Regions from separate parts of the Homo sapiens genome. Here all the other regions are linked to region 4. The links are chromatin contacts, found by Hi-C or POLR2A ChIA-PET in ENCODE. All regions are on one chromosome and are shown on one strand. Each heading gives the region's core, a stretch centred on a gene start or an enhancer-like site at or near the end of the contact. The rest is flanking DNA. Distances are from core to core; before and after follow the strand shown.

The links. Hi-C counts contacts between places; a loop is a spot of excess contacts on that map. ChIA-PET counts read pairs that join two places held with the same protein, here RNA polymerase II (POLR2A). Pooled maps may share reads with other maps.
Region 1: a loop to region 4 is called in a pooled map, with 4 times the contacts of the local background. The contact joins the promoter of ZNF579 here to the promoter of RPS9 in region 4. A Hi-C loop is called at or near these places in 1 of 168 maps with a recorded cell type or tissue (naive thymus-derived CD4-positive, alpha-beta T cell), 6 of 37 single-sample maps with no recorded cell type and 16 of 50 pooled maps. POLR2A ChIA-PET finds 5 or more read pairs at or near these places in 4 of 52 experiments (B cell, MCF 10A, activated T-cell and 1 more).
Region 2: a loop to region 4 is called in a map with no recorded cell type, with 8 times the contacts of the local background. The contact joins the promoter of ZNF665 here to the promoter of RPS9 in region 4. A Hi-C loop is called at or near these places in 1 of 168 maps with a recorded cell type or tissue (naive thymus-derived CD4-positive, alpha-beta T cell), 1 of 37 single-sample maps with no recorded cell type and 10 of 50 pooled maps.
Region 3: a loop to region 4 is called in a pooled map, with 12 times the contacts of the local background. The contact joins the promoter of ZNF160 here to the promoter of RPS9 in region 4. A Hi-C loop is called at or near these places in 2 of 37 single-sample maps with no recorded cell type and 8 of 50 pooled maps. POLR2A ChIA-PET finds 5 or more read pairs at or near these places in 1 of 52 experiments (K562).

Annotation. Positions count from the first base shown.
Region 1 is chr19:55,578,775-55,582,471 of GRCh38, forward strand. ZNF579 (zinc finger protein 579) reads right to left here and starts at 2,074. Exons shown (of 2, transcript NM_152600.3): 1 at 2,021-2,074; 2 at 1-867. The coding sequence starts at 865. RefSeq lists silencers at 2,278-2,417, 3,129-3,423.
Region 2 is chr19:53,191,399-53,195,142 of GRCh38, forward strand. It overlaps ZNF665 (zinc finger protein 665), which reads right to left and starts at 1,960. Exons shown (of 4, transcript NM_024733.5): 1 at 1,914-1,960. RefSeq lists an enhancer at 1,776-1,925.
Region 3 is chr19:53,101,878-53,105,974 of GRCh38, forward strand. ZNF160 (zinc finger protein 160) reads right to left here and starts at 1,545. Exons shown (of 6, transcript NM_001322131.2): 1 at 1,388-1,545. RefSeq lists a silencer at 1,588-1,997.
Region 4 is chr19:54,198,619-54,202,494 of GRCh38, forward strand. RPS9 (ribosomal protein S9) reads left to right here and starts at 2,240. Exons shown (of 5, transcript NM_001013.4): 1 at 2,240-2,270; 2 at 2,542-2,663; 3 at 2,869-2,991. The coding sequence starts at 2,567. RefSeq lists an enhancer at 1,628-2,297 and a silencer at 2,060-2,553.

The sequences.
Region 1 (3,697 bases), core at 824-3,323, 1.4 Mb after region 4:
GGTGGCGCGACAGGGACCAGGGCCTGGCGAAGGCCTTGAGGCAGATGGAGCACTGGTGTCGCTTGGGGCGTGGCGGGGGCCCCCCTTCCCCTTCCTGTTCGCCCTCGGGGCGCAGACACGGGTGCGCCTTGAGCTCGCCCTTGGTGGCGAAGGCTTCGCGGCAGCGCAGACACAGCAGCGTCCAGTCTGCCTGGAGCAGGACCTGTTTCTCCTCCTGCCGCCCGGCCGCCAGCGCCAGCTCGGCCCTCAGCTCTGCTGCCCCGGCCTCGGCCTCCTCCGACTCCGACTCCCGGGGCTCCGCGGCGCTGGTGGGCGCAGCCAGCGTGGAAGGCTCCCCCGCAGGCCACGTCTCAGGCCACGCTGCGACCGCCTCCTCCTCCGTGGCCCCTGCTGCAGCGGTGGTGGGCGGCTCCGAGCCCTCGTCCTGCGGGCCCCAGCTGGGTTCGGCCGTCTCCTTGGCCACCCTCTCGATGGCCAGCTCGACCTCGCCGCCCGCGTGCTCCTGAGCCAGGTGGCGCCTGAGCTGGGCCGGTTCTGGGAAGGTGCGGGGGCAGGCGGCGCAGCGCAGCGGGGGCTGGGGCCCGTGGCCGCGCAGGTGGCGGGAAAGGTGGGCCGGCCGGCGGAAGGCCTTGGGGCACAGCGGGCAGGCGTGGGGCCGGAGCCCCGAGTGGCTCAGCCGGTGCCGGGAGAGGTAGTAGGGGAAACGGAAGAGGCGGCCGCAGGTGGGGCAGGGCAGGGGCGCCCTAGGGGCTCCAGCGCCCCCCCTGCCACGGCCACGGCCCCGACCACGGCCTCGGCCACGGCCCCGGCCTCGGCCACGGTGAGGTGGGCTGCCCTGGGCGGGTGGAGGAGGCTGCGGATCCATGCCTGTGGGGAGAGAGGGGAGAGATGGGAAGCGGGGCAGAGATAAAAAGAGGTGCGTGGGGTGTGGCAGAAAGAGAAGCAGAGACAGTCAGAGATGGAGAGGCAGAGAGGGTCAGGTATTTAGCCAGGAGAGAGATATGAGACAGAGACAAAGATGAGAGACACCGAGGGGAGGCCAGAGATGGAGAGACAGGAGGAGAGAGATCAGAGACAGAGCGACAGAGCAGGGAATAGAGACAGGAGAAGGCAGAGATGGGAGACACAGAGAAGTGGGGATGGACAGACAGAGACCAGGAGTCGCAGAAAGACAGGATGGTGAAAGGCAGAGCAGAGAAGAGACAGAGGAGAGTGAGGAACACCCAGCAGAGAGACAGAGACACAGAGAAGAGGAAACAAAGAGACTTGGAGAACCAGAGGCAGAGATAGTGCAAGAGCAGAGATCAGAAGAGCAGTGGCGGGTTGGGGGCCGGAGAGACAGGGAGACAGAGACACAGAGGGAGTGAACTGGGCAGAGGCACGGAGGGGGACAAAGTCAGCGAACCGCTTCTGCTCCAGGTCCCCCGGCCAGGCTGAACGTTTTGGGAGGGGCTGGGACACAGCCCATGGGGCCTGAGTGGAGGGGGTGGGATTTGAAGCCGGTAGGCCCCGGAAATAGAGTGTGTTCTCAGATGCCAGGGGCTGGGAGAGGTCGGGGAGTAGGAGGGTTCAGACTTCTGGTCTGAGTTGGGAGGGGGCTAGGGGCCCAGACTCTTGGGACTGATGGGGATGGGAGCTGGGGATTGAGACTCCTGGGTCCAGGTCATGACGGATTGGGGAATCTGGACTCTGGTATGGAGGAGGTGTGGATTCCTGGGTCCCGGTGGAGGAGGGGCTGGGGAGGGGGCTGGGCTCCCAGGACAAGGGGGAGGCGGGGGCTGGGGACCCAGCTGCCGGGAATCCCCAGGGAGGAGGCGACTGAGGGCCGGACCCCTGGACTCGGGAGGGAGGCTGGTGGGGGTCGGGGGTCCCAGGTCCTAGAGGGGGGCCGATCTCCTCCGGGCCAAGCCTGCAGCTCCCCGAAGGCATGATCAGCAGAATTGGGGCCGGGTCGAGGCCTTGAGGATTTCTCAGCCCTGGGCCTGGGGCTTGGTCCTGGTCGCTGGGGCTGGGTTCTTACCTCGCCTCCTTGGCTCCTTTCTTCCTTCCCCACGGCCGGCCAAACGCGGACGGTGGTGGCGGGGAGGGAGGGGGGCCTGAGCGTGGTGGGGGGTGGAGGAGGAGGCTGGGCTCGGTGTCACTGCCTAAGCCTTCCCCCCGGAAACCTGGCCTTTCCTCGGAGCCTGAAAGAGGAAAGACTGGCTGGGAAGCCGGAAGCGGGAGGACGGGGGACCTGGAGAGGGGAGGGAAGGCAGCTTGCACTACAGGGTCCTGTGAGGGGAGGGGGCTGGGGGCCTGTCCCCCGGGCTCCCAGAGGGCGGAGGGTGCTGAGGGCCTGGAACACTGGGTCCAGCTACTCCCGGCTCCCCAACATGCACACACACATATTCATTCATTCCTTCAACAAATACACATTTATCAGGTCCTGTCTGTGCCAGGCACTGTGTCAGGCCAGGGGAGTGGCCGGGGGAGGAAGATGAATGAATCAGTGACAGAGGCTTCAGGAAGTACTGGCACTCTGGATCAGAACCTGGCTCCAGCCTTCCCTTGGCTGTCTGGGTGAAGGATTCTCCCACTTCGAGCCTCGGTTTCCCCCTTTGTGAAAGCCCCTGCATATACTCATTCAACCCTAAGCGACCAATATTTACTGAATATCTACTACGGGCCAGCCTGCATATATTTGTCTACATATACGCATATTCACTGGGACCTTAGCAGCCAATGTTTACTGAGCACCTACTATGGGCTGGTGCTGTCCTTGGTGCTGGAGTCACAGTGGCAAAAACCGGAGCTCACTGTCTGATGGGGAAGGCAGATAGATACGGATCAATCACGCTGGAGTGCATGTGGGGGAACGTGTGCTCCGAGGCAGGGAACTGCTATGGGAATGCAGAGAACAGAAGGCACTGAGCTGAGCTCACACTGGGAGGAGGTGATTCCTGAGGTCTTCCTGGAGGCAGCAATGTTTCAGCTGAAATTGGCAGAATGAAACCAACCTGGCGACATCTCAGAAACCTATTCTGGAGCAGAAAAGGCATTTTGCAGGAGTATACCCACAGCTTGACGCTGTTTGTTTAAGGTTACATTCCTGCCAAACAGTGCTAATGAGAGTGCGAGCAAACAGGTCCTTTCATACACGGCTGGGGCAAGTAGAACCTGGAACATTCTTACCGAGCCAGCAATTCCAGGAATTTATTCTTCAGAGGCATCTACTCGGAACTGCACAAAATAATGTCTGCACCAGGTTAATCATTGCAGTACTGCACATCACTGCAAACAGCTGAAACCAATCTAAACACCCATCTGTAGGAGAGCTGAGTAATAAATCATGACTGATCCACCCAGTGGAATACTAGGTGTCCATAGAAAAGAACAAAGAAGCTCACCGTGTGCATATATGGTAAGTCTCCAAGTGATAACCTGTAGAAGAGAAAAATGGAAGGTCAAGTACAGCCTGCAGCCTGTTCTGGGTTTGTGTGTGTTCTGGGATTGTGTCCAGATGAACTGGAACAAGAGAGAAGAAACTGAAACTGGCAACATAGTCTAACTTCCAGGACAGAAATTTACTACACTCTATCCTTGTTTTTTTGTTTGTTTGTTTTTTTTTGTTTTGTTTTGTTTTCTTTTGAGATGAGATCTCCTTCTGTTGCCCAGGCTGGCTGGAGGAAGTGCAGTGGTGTGATCTCGGCTCACTGCA
Region 2 (3,744 bases), core at 710-3,209, 1.0 Mb before region 4:
CAAGTCACTGCTCTCTTAGAACAGAGATTGCAAATAGAAGCTAACCTCTGATGCCAGGAATTATAAAATGCACATGTCTTATAGACAAAACTTTTGTGATTCTCACCAGCATCTCCATAACAGAAACAAAATATATACATATAAAATTTGTTAGATTATTAGGGGCTGGGCACAGTGGCTCATGCCTGTAATCCCAGCATTTTGGGACGCTGAGGTGGGTAGATCACCTGAGGTCAGGAGTTCGAGACCAGCCTGGTCAACATAGTGAAACCCCGTCTCTACTAAAAATACAAAAGTTAGCCAGGTGTGGTGGTGCATGCCTGTAATCCCAGCTACTCGGGAGGCTGAGGCAAGAGAATCGCTTGAACCCAGGAGGCGGAGTTACAGTGAGTCGAGATCGTGCCATTGCACGCCAGTCTGGGAAATAGAGTGAGATTCTGTCTTAAGAAAAAAAAAATTTGTTAGATTATGGATACAGAAATCAATATATCACGATGTAATTATCCATATCCAATGAAACCACCATGCATCTGGGCCATAGTCCCCCTCTTTCTTCCTTCCTGTGTGTTTCCCTCCCTCATTCTGTACATCTCTCTCATTCTCTTCTTCTCTCTCCTTGTTTCTTTTCTGTGTTTCAGCCTGGGTCTCTGCTCCTCATTTTGAGCCCCTCTCTTCTCCTGCTGTTTCTCCTTCCCTCTATCCTTCTCTTCCACTTGTTCTGTTCCATTCTTGCAACTTGTTTCACCTCTTATTCCTCTTTCACCCGTCTTTTGGTTGTCCCCAATCTCCATCTATTTCTGCCTCTTTCTTCCCTTATCTCTGCTCTCCCTGTTAAATCCCCTCTTCCCTGTTTCACTTCCTTGTCCCCACTCTTTGGCACCCCCAGATCCCAGGTCTCCCCCTGCTGTGGTTCTCCCTCTGCTCTCCTTGTCACCAGCTGCCCCTTCTTGCTGTCCCAGCACCACGCTGCTCTGTCTATCCTGGCTCCAAATACCCCCTCCTCTCCCTAACTCTCCGTCTGAGGAGCTGCCCCTCTCCCTACCTTGCTGTCCTTCATCTCTCTAGACAGCGAGCTTTTCTCTACATTTCTCCAGTTGTTTCTCCATCCTGTTACTTTCTCAGCGACTTCTTTCACCCTTACTGTCTCTTTGTAAATCCTGACCCATCCTCTACTTTGCCATGTTTACTGGTTTCCCTCATTCTTTCCTCTGTCTCCGTTTTTCTACTTTTCTCTCAGCCCCCCTCTCTGTCTCCTGATCCCCTTGGCCCACACATTCACAGGGAGGGTTTGGAGTAAGACACCTGGATCCTGGAGGAGCACATTTTCCAGCGGGTGGAGCTGGGCAGGCAAGAACACCGGGTATCACAGGACAAGGCCCGGGCACCTCCCCAACGCGGGCTCAGGGGAAACGGTGACTGCGAAGGGGAGGCCTAGGGAGCAGCAGGGCCCGGCACGAGGAGGAGGGAGGTGGGGGGCGACGGCGCCTTAGGAGAGGGGTGGGGTATGCAGGATCCCAGGACCAGGCAGAGGCGCGGCCTCCCCGGGACTGGGGCTGCGGCGCTAACGCTCCAGTAGCTGACTAGGGCGAGGTTAGGGGACGGTAAAATCCTGCACCCACTTCGCAGATGAGGACTTCACAGGGCGCAGGTCAGTAAAGGGTTTTAAGCAGGAAACGGCGCAGGAAAGGAGGTGTCTGCATGGTCTGAAGGCCGAAAGACCGCGGGCAGGACCAGCCTGTGTGATTTTAACCCAAAGCGATGCGACCCCCAGAGTCTCGCGGCAAAGTCTGAATTTACATGGAATGGAGGGAGCCGTGCGGGGACTTTAAGGGCTATACGAACCCCCGGACATCGGGTACGGAGGAGCAGGGGACTCCGAAACGCAGGTTTAATCTAGATAGAGGGAAACTCACGCGGCGACTAACAGCCTTCACTCCAAGAGATCTGCTTCCGGGTTTGCAAGAAACTGCCCGCGCAGTAGGCAAAGGGGCGGGTTGCGGTGGGGAAAGGCCAGGCGTTGGGAGGGACTGAGAGCATAGGGTGGGCGGGGCCGGGGCGGGGCCTGAACCCTGGAGGCGGAGGTTGCAATGAGCCGATATCGCGCCATTGCACTCCAGCCTGGGTGACAGAGTGAGACTTCGTCTCTCCCAAAAAAAAAAAAAAACAAAACTTAGGCTATCTAAAAGTTTAACCAATGGCCAGTAATATAAGCAATCATGCATATGTAATGAAGGCGCCATAACAACCCAAAAGGAGAGGATTCAGCGGAGCTTCTGGATAGGTGAACACTGGGAGGCTCCTGCAGCGTGGTGCACCCAGGGAGGGCACCAAGGCTCAACGCCCCTTCTCCCATGCCTCACCTCACTGATCCCTTCCATCTGGCTGTTCTTCTGTCAACTTTGTAATATCCTTTATAATACGTAAATCTATGTAAAGTGTTTCCCTGTATTTTGTGAGCCACTCTAGCAAATTCGTTGAACCTGAGGAGGGGGTCAAGGGACTCCTGGATTTATATCTGATCTGTAAGCACAAGTCACAACCTCTGCTTGAGACTGGCATTGAAATGTGTGCACTATTGTGGGACTGAGCCCTCAACGTGTGGGATCTGATGCCATGTCCCGGCAAAATGGAACGGAATGAGAGAACACGCACCTGGTGTCTGTGGCAGGATTGCTTGCTTGGTGTGTGTGGGAAAACCCAGTACCTCTGGGCTAACTGTAGCATTCTGTGTTGTGAGAGAACAGTAGAAGAAACTGAATCAGTGTTTCCTATATTCTTAAATACGAATATGTGAGGTTTGTTGTTGTTTTTTTTTTTTTTTTTTTTTTTTTAGACAAGAGTCTTGCTCTTGTCGCCCAGGCTGGAATGCAATGGCATGATCTCGGCTCACTGAGCCACCGCCCCAGCGTGAAGGCATTTTTGAGCAAGTTATGTCTCCCTAATTCTGTTTTATTGTACTTTTCCCTAAGTAGTTATAATAGCCTCTAAATCTGTGTGGAGTTTTCAGTTTTGTGGACAATACAATAAATAGACAAATAAAAACCCAAACACAAGCTGATCTCTATAGAAGTGTTAGATATTATTTTCAACACACTAAGTGATACTCCGTATCTAGATAAGCTAAAGCACGAATGATGTCTTCTGAGGTGACAAGGTCCACAGTGGCTTTACAGAAACACTGGCCAGAAGTAAAAACTGTGATGATAATGGCAATAGCAATGACTGACTTTTCTGAACACTATGTGCAAGGCATTATTCGGAATACTTTACCTGTATTAACTCAAATAACAACATAATAGCCCATGAGAAAAAGATCTTTTCCTATCTTACTAGGAAACAACTGTGTCGGCCGGGCGCTGTGGCTCACGCCTGTAATCCCAGCACTTTGGGAGGCCGAGCTGGGCGGATCACGAGGTCAGGACCGGATCACGAGCCGGGCGGATCACGATGGTCACCAGGAGACCATCCTGGCTAACACGGTGAAACCCCGTCTCTAATGATAATACAAAAAAATTAGCCGGGCGTGGTGGCGGGCGCCTGTAGTCCCAGCTACTCTACTCGGGAGGCTGAGGCAGGAGAATGGCGTGAACCCGGGAGGCGGAGCTTGCAGTGAGCCGAGATGGCGCCCCTGCACTCCAGCCTGGGCGAGAGCAAGACTCCGTCTCAAAAAAAAGAAAAAGAAAGAAACTGTCACAGATACGCTAAGAAACTGGCCTAAGGTCCAAGAGCTAGAAATGACAGAGC
Region 3 (4,097 bases), core at 295-2,794, 1.1 Mb before region 4:
ATTAGATTACAATTTAAATGTAACACATTATAAATAGAGAAATCAAATTGTCATATCCAATCTCAACTCACCTCTCACCTGGCCCCAGGGCGCCCCTCTTTCTTTATAACTATGTGTTCCTCTCCCCCATTTTGTGCCTCTCACTTTCACCTTGTCTCTCCAGCCTTTTTCCCCTTTTATCTTCCCCCTAGGATTCTGACGATGTTGTGCCTCTTTTTTCTTCTGCTGTTTCTCCCTTCTTTGTTTTTTCCCCTTATATCTGTTCTACTCCATTCTTCCAATTTGTTTCACCTCTTGTGGCGTTTTCTTTCCAATCTTTTCATCGTCCCAATCTCCATCTATTTCTGCCTCTTTCTTACCCCATCTCCGCGCCTCCTCTGCTCTCCCTGTTAAATCCCCTCTTCCCTGTTACACCCGCTTATCCCCACTCTCTGGCACTCCCAGATCCCAGGCCTCCCTGTGTTGTGGTGCTCCCTCTGCTCGCCTTGTCACCAGCTGTCCCCTCCAGCTGTCCCAGCACCACGCAGCTCTGTCTGCCCTCGGCCAAATCCTTTCTCCTCTCCCCCACTCTCTGTCTGAGGAGGCTCCTTCTTTGCTGTCCCTCTCCTTATCTTGTTGTCCTGCATCTCGGGACATCGAGCTTTTCTCTACATTTCGCCAATTGCTTTTCTGCCCCTGCTACTTTCTTGACTGCTTCTTTCACTCTGTCGCTGCAAATCTCTCACCCATCCTCCACTTTGCCATCTGTTTATGGGTCTCCCTCATTTTTCTTTTCTCTTTCTTGGTTTTTCCATCTCCTCTCAGTGGCTCTTTGTCTCTCTTTCTCCTGATTCCCTTGGGCCACACATTCACTGGAGGGTTTGTAGTAAGATGTCTGCATGTTGGAGGAGTACATTTTCCAGGGGGTGGAGCTGGGCAGGCAAAAACACCGGGTGTCACAGGACGGGCCCCGGGCACCTCCCCAACGAGGGCTCAAGGGAAGCGGTGACTGCGAAGGGGAGGCCTGGGGAGCAGCAGGGCCCGGCACGAGGAGGAGGGAGGTGGGGGGCGACGGCGCCTTAGGACAGGGGTGGGATGTGCAGGATCCCAGGACCAGGCGGAGGCGCGGCCTCCCCGGGACTGGGTCGGCGGCGCTGCGCTCCAGGGGCCGACGAGAGCGAGGCTGGGAGGCGCCCAGGGCAGGCGGTGAGGACTTTAAGCGATGCGGGGCGGGAGGAGGAGTCAGTAAAGGATTTTAAGCAGGAAAATCCTGCTTAAACGTTTAAAAAACCGGGAAAGGCCGTGTTTACTTGGCCCAAGGCAGAAAGACCGGGGGCAGGGACCAGCCTCAGGGCGACTTTAACCCAAAAGGAAGCGTCTCCGGGCCCACACAGCAAGGCCTATTTACCTGAGGTGGAGGGTGCGGTGCGGAGATTTTAAGTCCGTAGCGACCCCCGGGCATCGGGTGTGCGAATGGGGGACGGCGAGGCGCAGGTTGAGTCTACACAGAGGAACACTCATACGCCATGGTGTGATGCTTGCTCCGCACGATCCACTTCCGGGTCTGTGGGCAACTGCGCGAAGGAAAGCGACCGAGCGGCCCGGGGCGGGGTCCGAGATGGGCGGAACCGGAAAAGGGCGGGGCGTTGAGAGAGCCGGGCTGAAGCAGGGGCCGCCAGGCAGGGACCCCAGGGAAGGAACGGGGAGGAGCCACCGGGGAGGGGTGGGGAGTGACCAAGTGGAGGGACCCGGGGGCGGGCCGGGGAGGAGCCGCCGGGGAAGGGCGGGGAGGAACCGCGGGAAGGGACCGCGGGGGAGGAAGGCGAAGGGACCGCGGGGGAGGGAGGCAGAGGGACCGCCAGGAAGGGACCCGGGGGAGAGGCGGGGCTGGACGGGACACGTTAGGGTCTGCGATTTCGTGTGATGCCCACAGCCCAGCGCCCAGAGCCATCTGTAGTGTCTTGTGGAACGGCGTAGATGTTTCAAACGGTTTCAAGTTAAAAGCACAGTTGTGTAGGTTATTTTGGAAACCAAACTGCTTTCCTCTTAGAATGGAGGCGGTTTATGTTGAAAGCATTTTTTGCTAGCGCGTTTACCCAGTAATGTTATTGACGCTGAAGCAGCCCAGGAGTCTGGGAACATGGGTTGACACGGAGCGGTGATGGCATGCTGGAAAAGTTTCTGCGATTAAAATTAAGTAATTTAAAAGCCCTGAAATTAGCAGTAACTTTTAAAAAATAGATATAAATTGCATTGTCCTTTTTTATACTTACTATTCTATTCCGTGCGAGATGACAACCTCAAACGCCTATACTTTTTTTTTTTTTTTTTGAGCCGGAGTCACGCTCTGTCGTCCAGGCTGGGGTGCAGTGGCATGATCTCTGCTCACTGCAACCTCGGCCTCCCGGGTTCAAGCAATGCTCCTGCCTCAGCCTCCCGAGTAGCTAGGATTACAGGCGCCCGCCACCACGTTCTTTAGCGGAGATGAAGTTTCACCATGTTGCCTAGGCTGGTCTCGAATTCCTGACCTCAAGTGATCCACCCGCCTCAGCCTCCCAAAGTGCTGGGATTACAGGCGTGAGCCACCATACCTGGCCCCAGGAACTACTTTCACCTACTGAATATATATTAAGTCCTTTGCCACAAAAAGATAATATACATAATTTATCTCAGAACAATTAAGATATTTACCACTGTAAATGACAAATTCAGACTTAGAGAAGGAAGATTTTATTCAAAAGGACTATTGCAATAGAGAGAATGTTCCAATCACAAGATCTGAAAATGTCCAAGAGACACAAACTAAAAAGCTTTTTTTTCTTTTTTTCATATATGGAGGAGTAAACAAGGCTAGAAAGCACAAGCACAAGTTATGAGGCTGTGGATGAGCACTTGGCATGACTACAGTTATTCAGGGAAAGTTTGTTATGTTATGTTATGTTATGTTAAAAATGTTACATATTTCTTGGAGAGAGTCTTGCTCTGTCACCCAGGCTGGAGTGCAGTGGCGTCATCTCTGCTCACTGCAACTTTTCATCTACCAGGCTCAGGCAATCCTCCCACCTCAATCTCCCCAGTAGCTGGGACTACAAGCACACGTCACCATGCCTAGTTAATTTTTGTACTTTTTGTAGAGACGGGGTTTCGCCATGTTGCTCAGGCTAGACTCGAACTCCTGAGCTCGAGGGATCCCCCACACCTTGGCCTCCCAAAGTGCTGGGATCACAGGCGTGAGCCACCGTGCCCGGTCTATTTATTTTTTGAGAGAGCATCTTGCTCTGTTGCCCAGGCTAGAGTGCAGTGTCAAGACCATAGCTCACTGCAGCCTTCAACTCTGGAATCAAGTGATCCTCCTACCTCAGTCTCCCAAGTGGCTGGGACTACGGGTTTGCACCGCCACACTCCACTAATTTTTTTACTTTTTGCAAAGGCGGATTCTCACTATGTTGCCCAGGCAAGTCTTGAACTTCTAGCCTCAACTGATCCTCCCGCCCTGATCTCCCAAAGTGTTGGGATTACAAATGTGAGCCTGGCTCATCATGGAATTCAAGACCAGTTTGGGCAACATAGCAAGACTCCCATCTCTACAGAAAATTTTTAAAAATTAGCTGGGCATGGTGGCACACACCTGTAGTCCCAGCTACTCAGGAAGATTGCTTGAGCCCAGGAGTTCGAGGCAGCAGTTAGCTATGATCCTGACACTGCACTCCAGTCTGGGCAACAGAGTGAGAACCTGTCTTTCAAAAAAAAAAAAAAAAGCCTACTCTTGGGAGGGGCTGTTGGCTGTTGTTAAGGAAAAGTTGTTCCAAATTACACTGACAAAGAATGGTTCAGAGGGTTGGGCATGGTGGCTCACGCCTGCAATCCTTGCACTTTGGGAAGCTGAGGCGAGTGGATCACATGAGGTCAGGAGTTCGAGACCAGCCTGGTCAACATGGCGAAAACCCATCTCTACTAAAAACAAAAATTAGCCAGGCGTGGTGGTGCACACCTGTAATCCCAGCTACTCAGGAGGCTGAGGCAGGAGAATTGCTTAAACCAGGGAGGCAGAGGCTGCAGTGAGCCGAGATTGTGCCACTGCACTTCAGCTTGGGTGACAGAGCGAGACTCTGTCTCAA
Region 4 (3,876 bases), core at 990-3,489:
TACAGGCACCTGCCACCACGCCTGCCTAATTTTTGTATTTTTAGTAGAGACCAGGTTTTGTCATGTTGGCCAGGCTGGTCTCGAACTCCTGACCTCAGTTGATCCGCCGGCCTTGGCCTTCCACATAGTGCTGGGATTACAGGCGTGAGGCACCGCGCCCAGCCTATATGGAGGTTTTCGGCTGAGCTGGGGGTCAGTGCCCCTCGCCCCCAGACTGTACAGAGTCAGCTGTGTTAAGATATTAAGCACCTTCAGTACACAAGACTCTGTGCTGGTTTTCTTTTCTTTTTTTTTTTTTTTTACTCTAAATCATCAAACCCTATGAGGAAAGTCCTGTTACTTTCTCCCATTTAGCACTCTTGAAGAGGCTAATTTGCCTAAGATCAAGAGCTCGTCAGTGACTGCTGAGGTTCAAACGCAGATCTTTTTTAAGACTTGAGAACCTACAGGTTCAACCACCATTATAAAACCATCTCTGTAATCACGAGGCACCCGGAATTTGTGGAGCTTGGACTTCATCCTGAAGGGAGTGAAAACTTATGGAAGTTTTTTCCTTCCACGTTTCCCCCTTCCAGATGAATAATATACGCGTGTTCAAGATACAAAAATGCATAAAATTTGGCCAGGCATGGTGGCTTACACCTGTAATCCCAGCACTTGGGGAGGCTGAGGCGAGTGGATCACTTGAGCCCAGGAGTTCAAGACCAGCCTGGGCAATATGGCAAAACCCCGTCTCAAAACAACAAAACAAACAAACAAAAAACCCATAAAACTGAACAAGGTAGTTTGTAAGATATGGAAGTACAATGCAGATGACAATAATGACGATGGTAGCTACCACTAGGCGCTTTATTTATGCCACTCTCCTCAACACTGGATAGACTCTCACTTAATCCTCACAAGCTTATGAGGTAGGCGCTACCATCATTCGCCGTTTTACAGAGGAGGACGCTGAGGCACAGAGTGATTGAGAAACTTGTCGAAGGCACTGCAGCTGGCAAGTGGTGACGTGGCATTTGAATCCAGGCATCCGGATGGTGTGGATGCCGTGGAAGAGAAAGGGGCGGGTGGGACTGCTTCCTGAGGAGATAGTGACTGCCGAGGCAGCAGCGTAGGGAAGACAACTGAAGAACACGAGCTGTGGAGACAGACCATCGCATTCGGAGTGGAGAGATGGGTGTACAGACAGACAATAACCAGACTATATATAAAAAGAGAACTCTAGGTCAGGCGCGGTGGCTCACACCTGTAATCTTAGCACTTTGGGAGGCTGAGGCGGGTGGATCACTTGAGGTCAGGCGTTGGAGACCAGGAGTTCAAAACCCCGTCTCTACTAAAAATTTAAAAATTAGCCGGGCATGGTGGTGGGCGCCTGTAGTCCCAGCTTCTCGGGAGGCTGAGGCACGAGAATCGATTGAACCCGGGAAGCGGAGGTTGCAGTGAGCCGAGATCGCACCACTGCACTCCAGCCTGGGTGACGAGAGCGAAAAACTCCGTCTCAAAAATAAAATAAATTACTGATAATAGTACTAATACCCCTTAAGTGGCTATTGATAATAATAGTACCATGGGTGGGGGGGCAACTTCTCTGAGAGTGCTCTGTAAGTATGTATTGAAGATTGAGTAAATACATTTAAAATTCTTAGAACAGTATGTGGCACATAGCGTTCCAGAATGCCACATTATTGTTAGTGACAGAAATAATCTCGGCTGGGCGCGGTGGCTCACGCCTGTAATCCCAGCACTTTGGGGGGGCCACGGCGGGAGGCTCTCTCGAGGCCGGGAGTTCAAGACCAGCCTGGGCAACATGGCAAGACGCCGACTGTTAAAAAAAAAAAATGCTACCCGGGCGTCGTGGCGTGTGCCTGTAATCCCAGCTACTGGGGAGGAGGTGGGAGGATCGCTCGAGCCCGAGAGGTTGGTCGGGGCCTCAGTGAGCCGAAATCACGCCACTGCACTCCAGCCTGGGCGACGGAGCGAGACCCTGTCTCAGAAAGAAAAAGAAAAACCACCGTCCAGGGGCGGAGAAGGAAGGTTCTCCCTACTTCTCAGGTTTCCACTCCCTGGCCGGAAAAAACCTAGTCCTCCCAGGTTAGCACGCCGCTCTAGCCCAGCCTCACGTCTCCACTGCTTCTCAGCCAGCCAACGCCTCTTCTGATTGGCTCTGACGTGCGTGGTGCGTGAAAACGTCACGAGACGCCGGCGTTACTATAAGAGCGCAGCCGTGGCGCTTCCGCGCCTCTTTCTCAGTGACCGGGTGGTTTGCTTAGGTGAGGTGCGGTGGTGTGCTTTTTCTCTAGGGTTTGGGTTGGATGGTGGCCCGGGCCTTCCGAGTTTCCATGAGTAAGCTAAAGACGTTAGGAAACAGAGCAGGGTGGTTGAACGGGAGTGCAGCACGGTTGTGGGGGCAGATACTGACTATGAGAGCGTTGGAGGTTATTCTCGCGAGATCGGATCTGGGCTCCGCGAGGTTTTGGCGTAGTTGTGGGACTGCGCAGGCGCCGTTTGGATCCCTTACGCTCACACTTCTCTCCCGCGCAGGCGCAGACGGGGAAGCGGAGCCAACATGCCAGTGGCCCGGAGCTGGGTTTGTCGCAAAACTTATGTGACCCCGCGGAGACCCTTCGAGAAATCTCGTCTCGACCAAGAGCTGAAGCTGATCGGTGAGTGGCCAAGGCTTCCGGGAAGTGGTTCGGCTTCCGGGAGGCGGTTAGCACGTGGATGAAGGTGCCCATGTACTCTATCTAGTCCGTCCCCTAAATTTGGTACTATTCGTGGTTTAGGAAGGTTTTGTGATTCCAAAGCTGCCAGTCTAGTTGTTGTGCCAGTACGTGGGACTACACTTGTCCACCCCCTTCTCCCCACCAGGCGAGTATGGGCTCCGGAACAAACGTGAGGTCTGGAGGGTCAAATTTACCCTGGCCAAGATCCGCAAGGCCGCCCGGGAACTGCTGACGCTTGATGAGAAGGACCCACGGCGTCTGTTCGAAGGTGCGTATGGGAGTCCACAGCAGAGGGATGGGGTGCAGGGCTTGTGAGGTTCATTCTCCCTTCTGTTGCCTCTGTTCCAGTGATGAGAGTTGTGTCATTGGATAAATGGAACCAGCCTTCTAACTTTTAGTGGCACTTGTGGAGTAGGAAAAGTGTATCTGGATCAGTCTTTGCCCTGTTTCTTAGGTGTGTGGCTTTTTTGCCCAGTTATTGGACCTTCAGTTTAGTAATGACCAGAGCTAAAGATAGGCCTGGCACACCTGGGCACCCGTCTATATCTTTATATTCTGTTTATGTGGCCTGTTTGCTAGTGGATGAGAGTAGACTATGAAGTGGAATTTCTGGGCTAAGTGATGGTGATAACAGGGTTTGCACATTTGCTTGGTTTATTGTTTTTTTAATTAAGTTTTCTCGTTTTATTTAGTCTTTTGAGACGGAGTCTTGCTCTGTTGCCCAGGCTGGAGTGCCGTGGCGCCATTTCGGCTTACTGCAACCCCCGCCTCCTGGGTTCAAACAATTCTCCTATCTTAGCCTCCCAAGTAGCTGGGACTACAGACAGGCGCACGCCACCACACCTGGCTAATTTTACTTTTGAGACGGAGTCTCGCTCCATTGCCCATGCTGGAGTGTAGTTGTCGCAATCTTGGCTCACTGCAAACTCCGCCTCCAGAGTTCAAGCGATTCTCCTGTCTTAGCCTCCTAAGTAGCTGGAATCACAGGCATGGGCCACCAAGCCTGGCTAATTTTCTATTATTAGTGGAGATGGGTTTTCACCATGTTGTCCAGGCTGGTGCTTGTTTTTTTAAGCTGGTCAAGGACATTTAGGTGGTATTTAGCAAAGGCCTGAACAGGAGAGAACCTGTAAAATGTCTCAGGGAACAGCAT